Linked DNA regions of Homo sapiens: regions 1 and 2 are each linked to region 3. The links are chromatin contacts, found by Hi-C or POLR2A ChIA-PET in ENCODE. All regions are on one chromosome and are shown on one strand. Each heading gives the region's core, a stretch centred on a gene start or an enhancer-like site at or near the end of the contact. The rest is flanking DNA. Distances are from core to core; before and after follow the strand shown. Region 1 holds the start of GARRE1 (granule associated Rac and RHOG effector 1). Region 2 has its middle 21 kb from the start of GARRE1. Region 3 holds the start of WTIP (WT1 interacting protein).

What was found. A loop is a pair of places that touch in the nucleus more often than their neighbours do. ChIA-PET counts read pairs that join two places held with the same protein, here RNA polymerase II (POLR2A). Pooled maps may share reads with other maps.
Region 1: a loop to region 3 is called in a map of ascending aorta, with 1.8 times the contacts of the local background. The contact joins the promoter of GARRE1 here to the promoter of WTIP in region 3. A Hi-C loop is called at or near these places in 1 of 168 maps with a recorded cell type or tissue (ascending aorta). POLR2A ChIA-PET finds 5 or more read pairs at or near these places in 2 of 52 experiments (CD8-positive, alpha-beta T cell and HepG2).
Region 2: a loop to region 3 is called in a pooled map, with 2.3 times the contacts of the local background. The contact joins the enhancer-like site here to the promoter of WTIP in region 3. A Hi-C loop is called at or near these places in 2 of 50 pooled maps. POLR2A ChIA-PET finds 5 or more read pairs at or near these places in 5 of 52 experiments (B cell, H1, PC-3 and 2 more).

What each region holds. Positions count from the first base shown.
Region 1 is chr19:34,251,664-34,255,905 of GRCh38, forward strand. It overlaps GARRE1 (granule associated Rac and RHOG effector 1), which reads left to right and starts at 2,891. Exons shown (of 14, transcript NM_014686.5): 1 at 2,891-2,951. RefSeq lists an enhancer at 3,188-3,709.
Region 2 is chr19:34,230,917-34,235,337 of GRCh38, forward strand. No RefSeq gene overlaps it. Among named protein-coding and RNA genes, the nearest start is that of GARRE1, 21 kb to the right of the region's middle. Within about 2 kb of position 1,980, at least 26 of the 41 ENCODE cell types and tissues checked have a DNase peak (open chromatin) inside an H3K27ac peak, as active enhancers do; they include PC-3, where a contact is called at or near this core.
Region 3 is chr19:34,480,070-34,484,357 of GRCh38, forward strand. WTIP (WT1 interacting protein) reads left to right here and starts at 1,689. Exons shown (of 8, transcript NM_001080436.2): 1 at 1,689-2,572. The coding sequence starts at 1,906. RefSeq lists enhancers at 762-1,416, 1,417-2,072, 2,073-2,727.

The DNA.
Region 1 (4,242 bases), core at 1,641-4,140, 230 kb before region 3:
AGATTCCGTCCAAAAAAAAAATTCAACCACCAAGAAAGGTATCCCCTCAATCTACACTGACATCTCCAGCACATACCTCTCTTCTAAGCTCCAGATCCTCATCCCCAAGTGCCTTATTGGTGCCTCTTCTTTGATGCCATGTTCACACTGGAACTCGGGCCATTCTTCCCATCCTCCACCCTCCCAAATATGGTCCTCTTCCGGGGCTTCCCAAAACAATGAGTGCCAGCACTACAATGGCTCATCCCAGAGACCCAGGAGACATTCATGATTCCTACCTCTTCCTCACCCTCCATATCCATTTCACCACTGATTTTACATCAATTTTATTCCAAAATCTTTCTCAAATTTGACTTTCTTTTTTTTTTCCATCCCCATTGCCACTACCATAGTCCATGAATGGTTTTCAAAGGGAGGTTCATGTACCCCATAGTATGGGAAGGCAATCCATTGGGATACTGGGAGAAAATATTAGAACTTCTACATTTCTTTCTTTTTTTTTTTTTTTTTTGAGATGGAGTCTCGCTCTGTCACCCAGGCTGGAGTGCAGTGGCGCAATCTCGGCTCACTGCAAGCTCTGCCTCCCGGGTTCACACAGTTCTCCTGCCTCAGCCTCCAGAGTAGCTGGGAATACAGGCGTCCACCACCACGCCCGGCTAATTTTTTGTTGTATTTTTAGTAGAGACGGGGTTTCACCATGTTAGCCAGGATGGTCTCGATCTCCTGACCTCATGATCCGCCCACCTCGGCCTCCCAAAGTGTTGGGATTACAGGCGTGAACCACTGCACCCGGCCTCTTTTTTTTTTTTTTTTGAGATAGATTCTCGCTTCATCGCCAAGGCTGGAATACAGTGGCGTAATCTCAGCTCACTGCAACCTCTGCCTCCCAGGTTCAAGTTGTTCTCCTGCTTCGGCCTTCCAAGTAGCTGGGATTATAGGCCTCCACCACCACGCCTGGCTAACTTTTTGTATTTTTAGTACAGATGGGATTTCACCATGTTAGCCAGGATGGTCTCGATCTCCTGACCTCATGATCCGCCCACCTCGGCCTCCCAAAGTGTTGGGATTACAGGCGTGAACCACTGCACCCGGCCTCTTTTTTTTTTTTTTTTGAGATAGATTCTCGCTTCATCGCCAAGGCTGGAATACAGTGGCGTAATCTCAGCTCACTGCAACCTCTGCCTCCCAGGTTCAAGTTGTTCTCCTGCTTCGACCTTCCAAGTAGCTGGGATTATAGGCCTCCACCACCACGCCTGGCTAACTTTTTGTATTTTTAGTACAGATGGGATTTCACCATGTTGGCCAGGCTGGTCTGGAGCTCCTGACCTCAGGTGATCCTCCTGCCTCAGCCTCCCATAGTGCTGGGATTACAGGCATGAGCCACCATGCCTGGCCCGTCTCTATGTTTTTGACTACTCTAGGTACCTTATGTAAGTGGAATCATAGGATATTTGTCTTTGTGACTGGTTTCTTTTGGCATAATATCTTCAAAGCTCATCTATTTGCATCGTAGCTGGGATTATAGGCATGCGCCACCACGCCTGGCTGATTTTGTATTTTTAGTAGAGACGGGGTTTCATCATGTTGGTCAGGCTGGTCTCGAACTCCTGACCTCAGGTGATCCACGCGCCTTGGCCTCCCAAAGTGCTGGGATTACAGGCGTAAGCCACGGCGCCCGGCCTCCTTCAACGCTGAGTAATATTCTATTGTTATGTTTATACCACATTTTGTGAACCCATTCACCCGTGGATGGACATTGGGTTGCTTCCACCTTCTGACTAATATGAACATGGGTGTACACATTTATATCCACTCTTGCCTCCCCTCCGTAGTCCTTCCTTCTCCACACTGCATCTAGAGTAACCCCTTTACACTCTCAAGTATGGACAAATCACCTCTTGCTTAAAACTCATTAGTTTTGCAACACTGTCAAGTAAGACCTAACTTCTCACCACTCTGATTTATTATTGGAACACAAAACTGGGCCATGCTCCGTGGCTCAAGCACTTTGGGAGGCCGAGGTGGGCGGAACACCTGAGGTCAGGAGTTTGAGACCAGCGTGGCCAACATGGGGAAATCCCGTCTCTACTAATAACACAAAAATTAGCCGGGCGTGGTGGCGCACGCTTGTAATCGCAGCTATCCGGGAGGCTGAGGCAGGAGAATCACTTGAACCCGGGAGGTGGAGGTTGCAGCGAGCCAAGATCACGTCACTGCACTCCAGCCTGGGCGATAGAGCAAGACTCCGTCTCAAACAAACAAAACCCACAGAACTGGAAGACCCTTGCTGCTGCTTCTGCGTAATGTGTTCTCCTCCCTTCTCGTTTTTTTTTTTTTTTTTCTCCCTTCTACCCCTTAGGACCTCAGCTCCTGCTCTTTCCCTGGGGGAATTCCGGATCACTCTCCTTTACTAGGTCAGGGTACTCTCTCCCTCCCTCTTACTCTTTCCCCTCCTACCACTTGTCACCATTGGTACTATATTATCACCCGGATATGTGACAATGGTATTGTGTATTTACCACTAAGGAATAAACTTATGAGGGAGAGAGCACTACCCGTTCCTGCAGTGCCCGTCGGGGCCTGGCATCTAGGAAACACTCCATACGCCAGTAATCGATTTCAGTCAATTTCAGTAATAAATCCAGGAGGACGCAGCCCGACCCCTCCCGCCCGGGGGCCAAGCCATGGTGGGGGATCTGGGTGGACCTCCGGCTCTGGCCGCCAGTCCTCAACCTCCGCCCCGGCCGTCCCGCTTGGGGGCCCAGGGTCCCAGGAGAGGAGGCTCCGGGGCGCCCCCTCCCCTCTAATGCGAGAGGAGAGTCCGCTCTAGGCGCGGGATCCGCAACCTCCCCGCGTCCGCCCGAGGCGGGGGCGGGGCCGGACCGGAGACGTAACTTCCGGTGTACACAGCCGGTCCAAGGCGGTGCGCTGGGGGCCGGGGCGCGTCGCAGGTGAGGAGCGGGCGCGGCGGGCGCAGGCGGGGGCTGGCGGGCGGGGTCGGGCGGTGGGCGGTGGGCAGCGGGGCCGCGGGCCGCAGCCAGGGCAGACGGCGAGACGGGCCCGCGGGGCGCCGCTCCGCTCGGGGCCGCAGGGCGCGGGGCCGTGGGCTCCCGCCCCTTGCCCGCCCGCTGTGGAGGACGCCGGGCTTTGCGGGCGCTGGCCGGCCGACGGAAGCCCGGAGGGGCCTCCTGGCGCGAACCCGGGACCTGGGGGCGCGTCGGAGACTCGGCGGCCGCGGCACCGCAGGGGCGGGTCGGCGCCCGTCAGGCGGGGAAAGGGGACGCTCCCTCGGTTCGCCGGGGCCCGGGAGGTCGCGCTGGCGCCAGGACCCGCTCCCGGAAGCCCGCGGAGGGAGGGCGGCCTGCTGGCGGCAGGGGTCCGCTGGGGCTAGCCGGGGAGGCGGCCCTCACGCCATCCCGGGGCTGCCGGGCGGGCTGCGCGCACCTTCCCGGCGGCGCCAGGCTGCCGAGGAACGCGCTTTTCCGGCCCTGCGGAGCCAGCTGGCGCATTGGGCCCGAGGGGAGGGTCCGCGGGGACCGGGAGGGCCGGGGCTGAGCGTGGAGGACCCGAGCCCGAGGGACGAGCGCAGAGTCAGGGGTGTGTCTTTCTGCGCCGCGCGGTGCGAGGAAAGAAGCGTGCCTGGTTGGCATGATAAGAATTTTGTTTAGACTTTTTAGAAATTTTCCAGAGACTCAGCTTTGGGGGCCTCCAGTTTGAAAATACCTTGTTCTGGTCCCTCATCCCCATTATAAAAGCAGTTAATTCTCCTTTCCTGGCAAAACACTCAAGACGACACAAAAAGTCTTAAGGTAGAAAATGACAGTCATCTGCCAGTCTACCATTCAGTGACAACCACTGCTAACATTTTGGTGATAATCAATAAATACAGATAGGTATTGTTATTTTTATGGACTTTACAGTATGTGATTTAACCACCGATGAGCATTGAGATAGTTTCCAATTTGTCACAAGATAAACAATTCTGCCGGAAGGATTTGTTTGATATGGTCTTTTTTTTTTTTTTTTAATAAGAGACTGTTGCCCAGGCTGGTCTCAAAACTTCTGGCCTCAAGCGACCCTCACGCCTTCGCCTTCCAAAGTGTTGGGATTACAAGTGTGAGATATTACACCTGGTCTGATTGTTATCTTAGAATAAATTTACAAATGGGGTCAAAGGTAACTTTATTTGTTTTTTTTTGAGACAGTCTCCCTCTGTCACCCAGGCTGGAGTGCAGTGGCGGG
Region 2 (4,421 bases), core at 730-3,229, 250 kb before region 3:
CAGTGAGTGCGCAACCGAGGTCCCTTGCATGCAGAGCTCACGATAGGGTTTCCAACCCTATGAGAATCTAATGCTGCTGCTGATGTGACAGGAGGTGGAGCTCGGATGGTAATGCTCACTCATCAGCCCGCCTCTCACCCGCTGTGCAGGCTGGTTCCTAACAGACCACGGACCACGACCGTTCTGCTGCCCAGGGATCAGGGACCCCTTCTCTAGTAGGTCCTAGGAATCTTACTGATCCCACAGGTAGTTGTGATTAGCTAGGTTTGGGAAGATGACTGTACAACACCAAAGCTGGTTCCTGCTTTGGGGGTGTTGATATATTTTCCACAGTAGGATTATCTTAGCATTTTTCCCATCCTTCCAAACCCAGTATATCCAGATTGTGACTGGGGCATGAAGAGAGGGATGGGACTAAGTGGAAAGGAGGGAACAGTTTTGCAGGATGGAATCAGGGGAAATGGGGAGGTTGAGACTCGAGTTTCCTCCAGAGTTTGGGTGCTTTGAGTACTGAGTTTTATTTCGTTTTTATTCCTGGCATAGGGTTTGTGTTCCTTCTGTCTCTTAATTTTGCATGCCAGTTGTCCCTGCCTCTGTGGGTTCTCTGCCCATCAGAGAAGCCGCTCCTTCTGCAGGGCCCCTCTGTCCACAGCATGGCTGAGAAGCAACTTCTTTTCCTGAGAAGGGTTACTTAGGCCATCCAATCACATCTGGATTCAGTGTGTTGCAGGATCCCCCTGCCCTGTTAGTTCAGAGATTAAGCTGTTTTACATAGTAAAGGTGGGGAGAGTGTCATGGTATAAAGTAATCCAGGTGAATGGTCTCTTCCTGTAGGAGTGCAGGTGTCACCAATTTGCTTTAGTTTACCTGTCCCGACTGGTTTTGGGGTTTTTTTGAGACGGAGTCTCACTCTATCACCCAAGCTGGAGTGCAGTGGCGCGATCTTAGCTCACTGCAACCTCTGCCTCCCAGGTTCAAGTGATTCTCTCCCCTCAGCCCCCCGAGTAGCTGGGATTGCAGGCGTGTGCCCCCACACCCAGCTAATTTTTGTATTTTTAGTAGAGATGGGATTTCACCATGTTGGCCAGGCTGGTCTCGAACTCCTCACCTCAGGTGATCCACCTGCCTCGGCCTCCTGAAGTGCTGGGATTGCAGGTGTGAGCCACTGTGCCTGGCCTGTTCTGACTCTGTTTAAAAGATAACAAGTATTAGGCTGGGTGCGGTGACTCACGCCTGTAATCCCAGCACTTTGGGAGGCTGAGGCGGGTGGATCACGAGGTCAAGAGATCGAGACCATCCTGACCAACATGGTGAAACCCCGTCTCTACTAAAAATACAAAAAATTAGCCTGGTGTGGTGGCGGGCACCTGTAATCCCAGCTACTTGGGAGGCTGAGGCAGGAGAATTGCTTGAACCTGGGAGGCGGAGGTTGCAGTGAGCTGAGATTGTGCCACTGCACTCCAGCCTGGGCAAAAAGAGCGAAGCTCCATCTCAAAAAAAAAAAAAAAAAAACCACGTATTATTAGTAAAATTGAAATCAAACTTAGGGAAGTATCATAGTACCATTAATCTGTCAATCTGAAGATGCTAAAAGGAGATTTGCTTAGCAGGCTGCCTTGGCTTCTCCAAGATGGGGAGACAGACAACTTCTTGGAAGCAGTGTCCTCCAAACAGAAATTGGTCAAGGAAGGGAAGTGGGAGAGAGAGCTTTGACTAGCAGAGGCTTGGAAGCCAGCCAGCCAGCAGCCAACAGTGCATGTGTGCATTGGGAAGCTAGTGGTCCAGGGACCAGGCACTGCTCCTGTGGGATCCATCCCAGCCCTCTAAGGAGCGGTGCAAAGGTTCTTATCCTATTTATCGGAGCCAGTGTCCAGAAAAGGAAGCTTGTGGTTTGAGACATTCTGTAAATCCGGTTCCAAGAGCACGAGGTAGGACTCTGAATCCGATGTGGTTTCTGTTCTCGGTGATGGTGCAGAGCTGTGAGCCAGTGGTAGGGTGTCCTTTAAATTCCAGCTCAGTACACTAGTTAATGAACTTGGCTGACTGATAAAAATGTTTTCAGGTTTAGCTCATGAACATATCAACATAGACCTAAATATAATTCCAGTTTGTCATGAATGTTGATTTTTTGAGGAAATGCTTTAAAATGTACTGATGCCCATGTTGTGGTTGTAAGGAAACAAAGCAGCTCTGTGAGGCCAAAGCATATTTCAGTTCAATAGTGAGGCTTTCTTAGAAAGAATGACTCATAGTCACTCAGAGTTGAGTCGCACAGAAACAACCGAGAGCAGACAGCAAGGAACGGCAGGGCCCAGAAGGTCCAGCCTTTCCCTCCAGGCTGAAGGGTTAGGGAAGATCGCCAACCTTAAAGGGGGTGTGAGAGGCCTGGGCCCAGGTGAGATTGTACTGAATTCCAGTAAACAGTGTACAGTCATTCCAGGACAGAGGACAGGAACATGTTTACTAGGTGTCTGGAGTGCACCTCTATAATCCTCATACACACTAATCCAGATAATCCTGGGATGCTGGCCTCACGCAGGATTGTTGATGAGAATGCAAATCCCAACATTGCAATTCAGGATTTTGCTTCTACTGAAAGCATTTTGTCAATGTTCTCTTTTGGGGTTAGCTGGGTGACAGTTCTCCCTTGCTGGATTCCCAGTACTTAATAGCGTTTCTTTGACTCAGTGGATATGTGGAACATTGCAGACTGCAATTTATAACACAGAACTGGGTATATATTTTCATTATAAAAGTAATACATGTAAAAAGAATGCAGGCCTCTTCTCTGATTGGGTGGTATTTTTAAAAAGAAACAAAGAATGCAGGCAGTGTAGATTATGTTTGTTTTTTAAAGGAAAGAGAAGAAAAAATTCTCTAATCCCACCACCCACAGCTGACCATGTTGACACTATTTGGGTGTATATTCTGTCTGGCATTATCCTGTACAGGCATATGCTCTTCAGCAAAAATGGATTTGGCCGGGCGCAGTGGCTCAGCCTGTAATCCCAGCACTTTGGGAAGCTGAGGCAGGCAGATCACTTGAGGTCAGGAGTTCCAGACCAGCCTGGCCAACTTGATGAAACCCCATCTCTGCTAAATGCAAAAATTATTAGCTAGGCATGGTGGCGGGTTCCTGTAATCCCAGCTACTTGGGAGGCTGAGGCAGGAGAATTTCTTGAACCCAGGAGGCAGAGGTTGCAGTGAGCCAAGATCGCGCCATTGCACTTCAGCCTGGGTGACAAGAGCAAAACTCCATCTCAAAAAGAAAAAAAGAAAAGTAGATGGGCACAGTGGCTCATGCCTGTAATCCCAGCACTTTGGGAGGCCAAAGCAGGAGGATTGCTTGAGCCCAGGAGGTTGAAGTTGCAGTAAGCCATGACCACACCACTGCACTACAGCCTGGGTGACAGAGTCTAAAAAAAAAAAAAAAAAAAAAAAAAATCCACATTTCTAAATGGGAAAATCTGAAGGCCTTGATCTGCTGCCAAGGGTCATTGGCTGTGTCTTTTGAAACATTTTTATTATGAAAGTGTCATGTGGTTATAGGATATGAGCTGCTTCAGCCCGGCACGGTGGCTCACACCTGTAATCCCAGCACTTTTGGAGGCTGAGGAGGGCGGATCACCTGAGGTCGGGAGTTCGAGACCAGCCTGACCAACATGGAGAAACTCCATCTCTACTAATCATACAAAATTAGCTGGGTGTGGTGGTGCATGCCTGTTATCCCAGCTACTCAGGAGGCTGAGGCAGGAGAATCACTTGAACCTGAGAGGTGGAGGTTGCGGTGAGCCGAGGTCACTCCATTGCACTCCAGCCTGGGCAACAAGAGTGAAACTCCATCTCAAAAAAAAAAAAAAAAGAAATGAGCTGCTTCAAACAGGTCCTCACTAAAGACCAATGACTGGCATTGCCTGAGCAACATAGGGAGACCTTGTTTCTACAAGTTATTTATTTATTTATTTATTTATTTATTTATTTATTTATTTATTTATTTGGAGCCAGAGTCTCGCTCTGTCGCCCAGGCTGGAGTGCAGTGGCACGATCTCGGCTCACTGCAAGCTCTGCCTCCCAGGTTCACGCCATTCTCCTGCCTCAGCCTCCCGGCAGCTGGGACTACAGGTGCCCGCCACCACGCCCGGCTAATTTTTTTTATTTTTAGTGGAGACGGGGCTTCGCAGTGTTAGCCAGGATGGTCTCGATCTCCTGACCTCATGATCCGCCCGCCTCGGCCTCCCAAAGTGCTGGGATTACAGGCGTGAGCCACCGCACCCGGCCTATCCAAGTAATTTTTTAAAAATTAGCTGGGCGTGGTGGCGCGTGCCTGTAGTCCCAACTACTTGGGAGGCTGAAGCGGGAGGATCACTTGAGCCCAGGAGGTTGAGGTTGCAGTAAGCCATGACCACACCACTGCACTCCAA
Region 3 (4,288 bases), core at 439-2,938:
CAGTATTACTGCTTCTAAGTTTCGTGTTCGTTTGTGCGGATGTTGACACCGCCAAACTGCTCTTCCCAAAAGGATATCCCAATTTGCACTCATACCAGTAGCATATGTGCAACTGTTTCACCACAGTCCTGCCAATATTGTAATTTTTAAATAGTAGATAATGCAGTCCATGAAATGTGATATGACTGAACTGGCTTTTCCTTTCTCATTTGAAAGGTAGACCATTTTTCATGTCCTGGCTTCCCTGGGTATTTGCTCTCCCAAATGCTGGCTTCTAGACCCCGCACGGAGTCTCATGCCTGTAATCTCAGCGTTTTGTGTGGTGGTGTGCGCCTGTACTCCTACGTACTCAGGAGTCCGAGGTGGGAGGATTGCTTGAGCCCAGGAGGTTGAGACTCTGGGGTGTGTGTGATCACTGTGAGCTGTGATCACACCACTGTACTCCAGCCTGGGGGACAGAGCGACACCTTGTCTGAAAAAAACAAAACAGCGCAACTCCCCCACCCTCCGCGCACACGAAATGCTTGCTTCCACTTCCCCTACCCTGGTGGGGCAGGGGCTGGAACTCCGCAGGCTATGGGAAGGTGCTGGGGTTAGCGGCCCCAGCGGGTGCTCAGTGGTGTTGAGGCCACACTGCCCTGGGCGGTCTGGCCGGGACAGTTCCCGTGCGGGCTCCCTGCGCGCTGAGCCACTGTAGGCGCCTTCCCGAAAATCTCTGAGCAGAGAGGGCCTGGAAAACAGTACTCTCTCACGCAACACTTTTCTTGGATCCATCAGGCCCTGACAGATAACGGTTTGGTTTTCTTCCCTATAGCCGTGTGACTTGTACAAGGGATTTTAGTTGTGTCCTTGGGCACGAAGCCCTAGTCACCTCTCGATTCCCCACCTATGTGGCCCCTATGGCCCCGCTGGTTCCAGGACCTCCCCTCGAAGCCTCACCCACCACCCTGGATGCAGGTGCTGGAAAAGGGAGGAGTCCCCATATTTCACGGGGACTGCCTGTGATGGCCACAGGGGAGGCTCGCCGCCCACCGGCTCTGAGCCTGAGGCCTGCTTCTAGCCTGGCCTTGGGGGCCTGGGCGAAGCGACCCAGCGCGAGGACCAGTCCCCAACCAACCCGCTCCTAGTTCTGGGCGCCTTCCCCAGCAGTCAGATGGGGGCTTCAGAGGCCGGTGCGCGGCCACATGGCCCCGGGCCAGGCAGGGGGTCGTGGGGACGCATCTGCGCTAGGCGCACAGTATTCCTGGGCGCGGGACGGGCGAAGCGCCGTGGGTTCCAAGCTGAGCTGGGTCGGCCCTGCAGCGCCGGAGAGCAAGGCGGCGCAGGGAAGGGAGATGGGGCGGGATGTGGGGAAAGCTGTCGACTGCTTGGATCTCTCCGGCCCGGATGGCGCCAGCTGCCTCCAGCTCAGCCTGCGGAAATCCGAGCTCTTCCCAGCGGCCCGACGGCCCGGGCGCCCCGCAGACCCTGGGCTCTCCCCGCGGTGCCTCCGCCGCCCGCCCCTGCGTCCTGGCCCGGCCTCCACGCCCCTCCGAGGTCCCGGCGCAGCGCGGCCGCCGCCACTCCCCCCACATTCCAGAGGCCGCAGCGCCGTCTCCTTCCTCGCATTCCTGCCCCCGCAAAGGAGTCCCTCCGCCCCGCGCGAGGCCGCGGCGAGGAGGGGGCGCGGCCCGGCGCCTGGGAGCTTACATTCCTCCGCCGCGCGCGCCGCCGAGCAGGGCGCCGCGTCCCCCGGCCCGCGCGTGGCCGCCGGAACGACCCCGGCCCGGCGCCGGCCCCGCCCCGCCCCGCGCCCAGGGGTCCCGGGGCGGGCTCCGGGCTTCGGGCGGACGATGCGGCGGCCCGGCCGGAGCGGCGGCGGGAAGCGGAGGCGGAGGTGACGCGCCAGGGCCGGCGGGCCGGGCCATGCAGCGCTCCAGGGCGGGCGCGGACGAGGCGGCCCTACTCCTGGCCGGGCTGGCCCTGCGGGAGCTGGAGCCCGGGTGCGGCTCTCCCGGTCGGGGGCGGCGGGGGCCGCGGCCTGGGCCTGGAGACGAGGCGGCGCCCGCGCTGGGCCGCAGAGGGAAGGGCAGCGGCGGCCCCGAGGCCGGGGCGGACGGACTGAGCCGCGGGGAGCGGGGTCCCCGGCGCGCGGCGGTTCCGGAGCTCAGCGCGCAGCCTGCGGGCAGCCCACGGGCCAGCCTGGCGGGGTCCGACGGCGGCGGCGGTGGCGGCAGCGCCCGATCCAGCGGCATCAGCCTGGGCTACGACCAGCGCCACGGCAGCCCGCGCTCCGGTCGCTCGGACCCGCGTCCCGGTCCCGGGCCGCCTTCGGTGGGCAGCGCCCGCTCCAGCGTTTCCAGCCTCGGCTCCCGGGGCTCGGCCGGCGCCTACGCTGACTTCCTCCCGCCCGGCGCCTGCCCCGCGCCCGCTCGCTCCCCGGAGCCTGCGGGGCCGGCTCCCTTCCCGCTGCCTGCACTCCCGCTGCCCCCTGGCCGGGAGGGCGGCCCAAGCGCGGCCGAGCGGCGGCTGGAGGCGCTCACCCGGGAGCTGGAGCGGGCGCTCGAGGCGCGCACGGCGCGGGACTACTTCGGTGAGCTCGCTCGGCCCGGCAGTTCCCTGCGCGCATGGCTGGGGTCCGGGGTTCCGAGACTGCCTCGGGTAGGCGGCCGGATCAGCGGAGGAGAGCACGGGGCTGGCTGGGGGTGCAGCAGTGCACGGGGTTGGGACGAGGAAGGTGCATCCCCTGGGGACTGGGGAGCGCAAAGGGTGAGTGAGTGCGCCTGGATCCCCAGCAGCGGCTTCACCCCTGCCTCTGGGTCCCCCGACACACGAGGGGTTCTGGCCGAGTGAGTTGATGTGCGGTTCCTAACTTAACAGGCAAGTCAGGTTCATGGGCACACTGAGCCATTTTCTGATAATTTTTTCTTCTTTCTTCTTTTTTTTTTTTCTTTCTTCTTTTTTTTTTTTTTTTGAGACAGGGTCTTCCTCTGTCGCCGAGACTGGAGTGCAGCGGCGCGTCCTCGGCTTACTGTAGCCGTCGCCTCTCAAGCTGAAGCGATCCTCTCGCCTCAGCCTCCCGAGAAGCTGGGACTACAGGTGCACACCACCATGCCCAGCTTTTCTTCTTCTTACTTTTTTTTTTTTTTTTTTTTTGTAGAGACAGAGTCTCCCTATGTTGCCCAGGCTGGTCTTAAACTCCTGGGCTCAAGCGATCCGCCCTCCTCGGCCTCCCAAGGTGCTAGGATTACAGGCTTGAGCCAGTGCGCCCGGCCTGATCTTTTCTTCTTTGCGTTTGGTGCTCTCATTCTATCTGATCCTTTCATGCTTCGTGATGAGCAGAAAGGGGTGCTTCCCCGTCTGCCCCGCCACGGTATGGGTGTGGACAGCAACCGGGAGATGGAGTGGCCCAGGTACCACCGGATACCGCCTGACCCAGGCTTTGGTGATGGTAGCGGCTGGAGAGGGAGACTGTGTGAGGGAAGAAAAGCCCACTTTGCGGGAGAGGGGAACCGTGCCAGTCACACGGGGCTGCCCTCGCCCGGACTGTGCTGTGGACATAGGATGTTTCCTAAAGGAATCCTGCTGCAGGTGCATCTGCAAAGCCCAGCAGCCTCACAGCCTCCACTTCCCAGTGTGGCCCAGGCCCCCTGATCTCTAGTTCTTGGGACAGCTCTTGGGGTGAGATTGTGAGCGGGGCAGAGGTATACTGTGGGGCCTGGGGCGAGAACTTCCCAACCCGCCTTCTGTATTAAGCACCTGGCTTTGGTGGATGGATGGTCACCATGCCTGGGACCGTGGCTGTCCTGGGGTTTGTGTCTTTGAGCGTTCAATGGTGTCAGCAGCTCACGGCTGCCCTGAACTGGATCTTTTTTTTTTTTTTTTTTTTTTTTTTTTGAGACGGAATCTCGCTCTGTCGCCAGGCTGGAGTGCAGTGGCGTGATCTTGGCTCACTGCAACCTCCGACTCCCTGGTTCAAGCGATTCTCCTGCCTCAGCCTCCCCAGTAGCTGGGATTACAGGCATGCGCCACCACGCCCAGCTAATTTTTGTATTTTTAGTAGAGGCGGGGTTTCACCATGTTGGCCAGGATGGTCTTGATCTCCTGACCTCATGATCCGCCTGCCTCAGCCTCCCAAAATGTTGGGATTACAGGCGTGAGCCACCGTGCCCGGCCCTGAACTGGATCTTGAGGGGTGAGGAGTCTGTCAGTGAGGGGCCAGGTGGGGGCATTCCAGAGAGAGGGAAGAATGAGCAGAGGAGGCCAGGCGGGATGAGAGATTGCCCCGCTCTTCCCCCTGGGGTTGCAG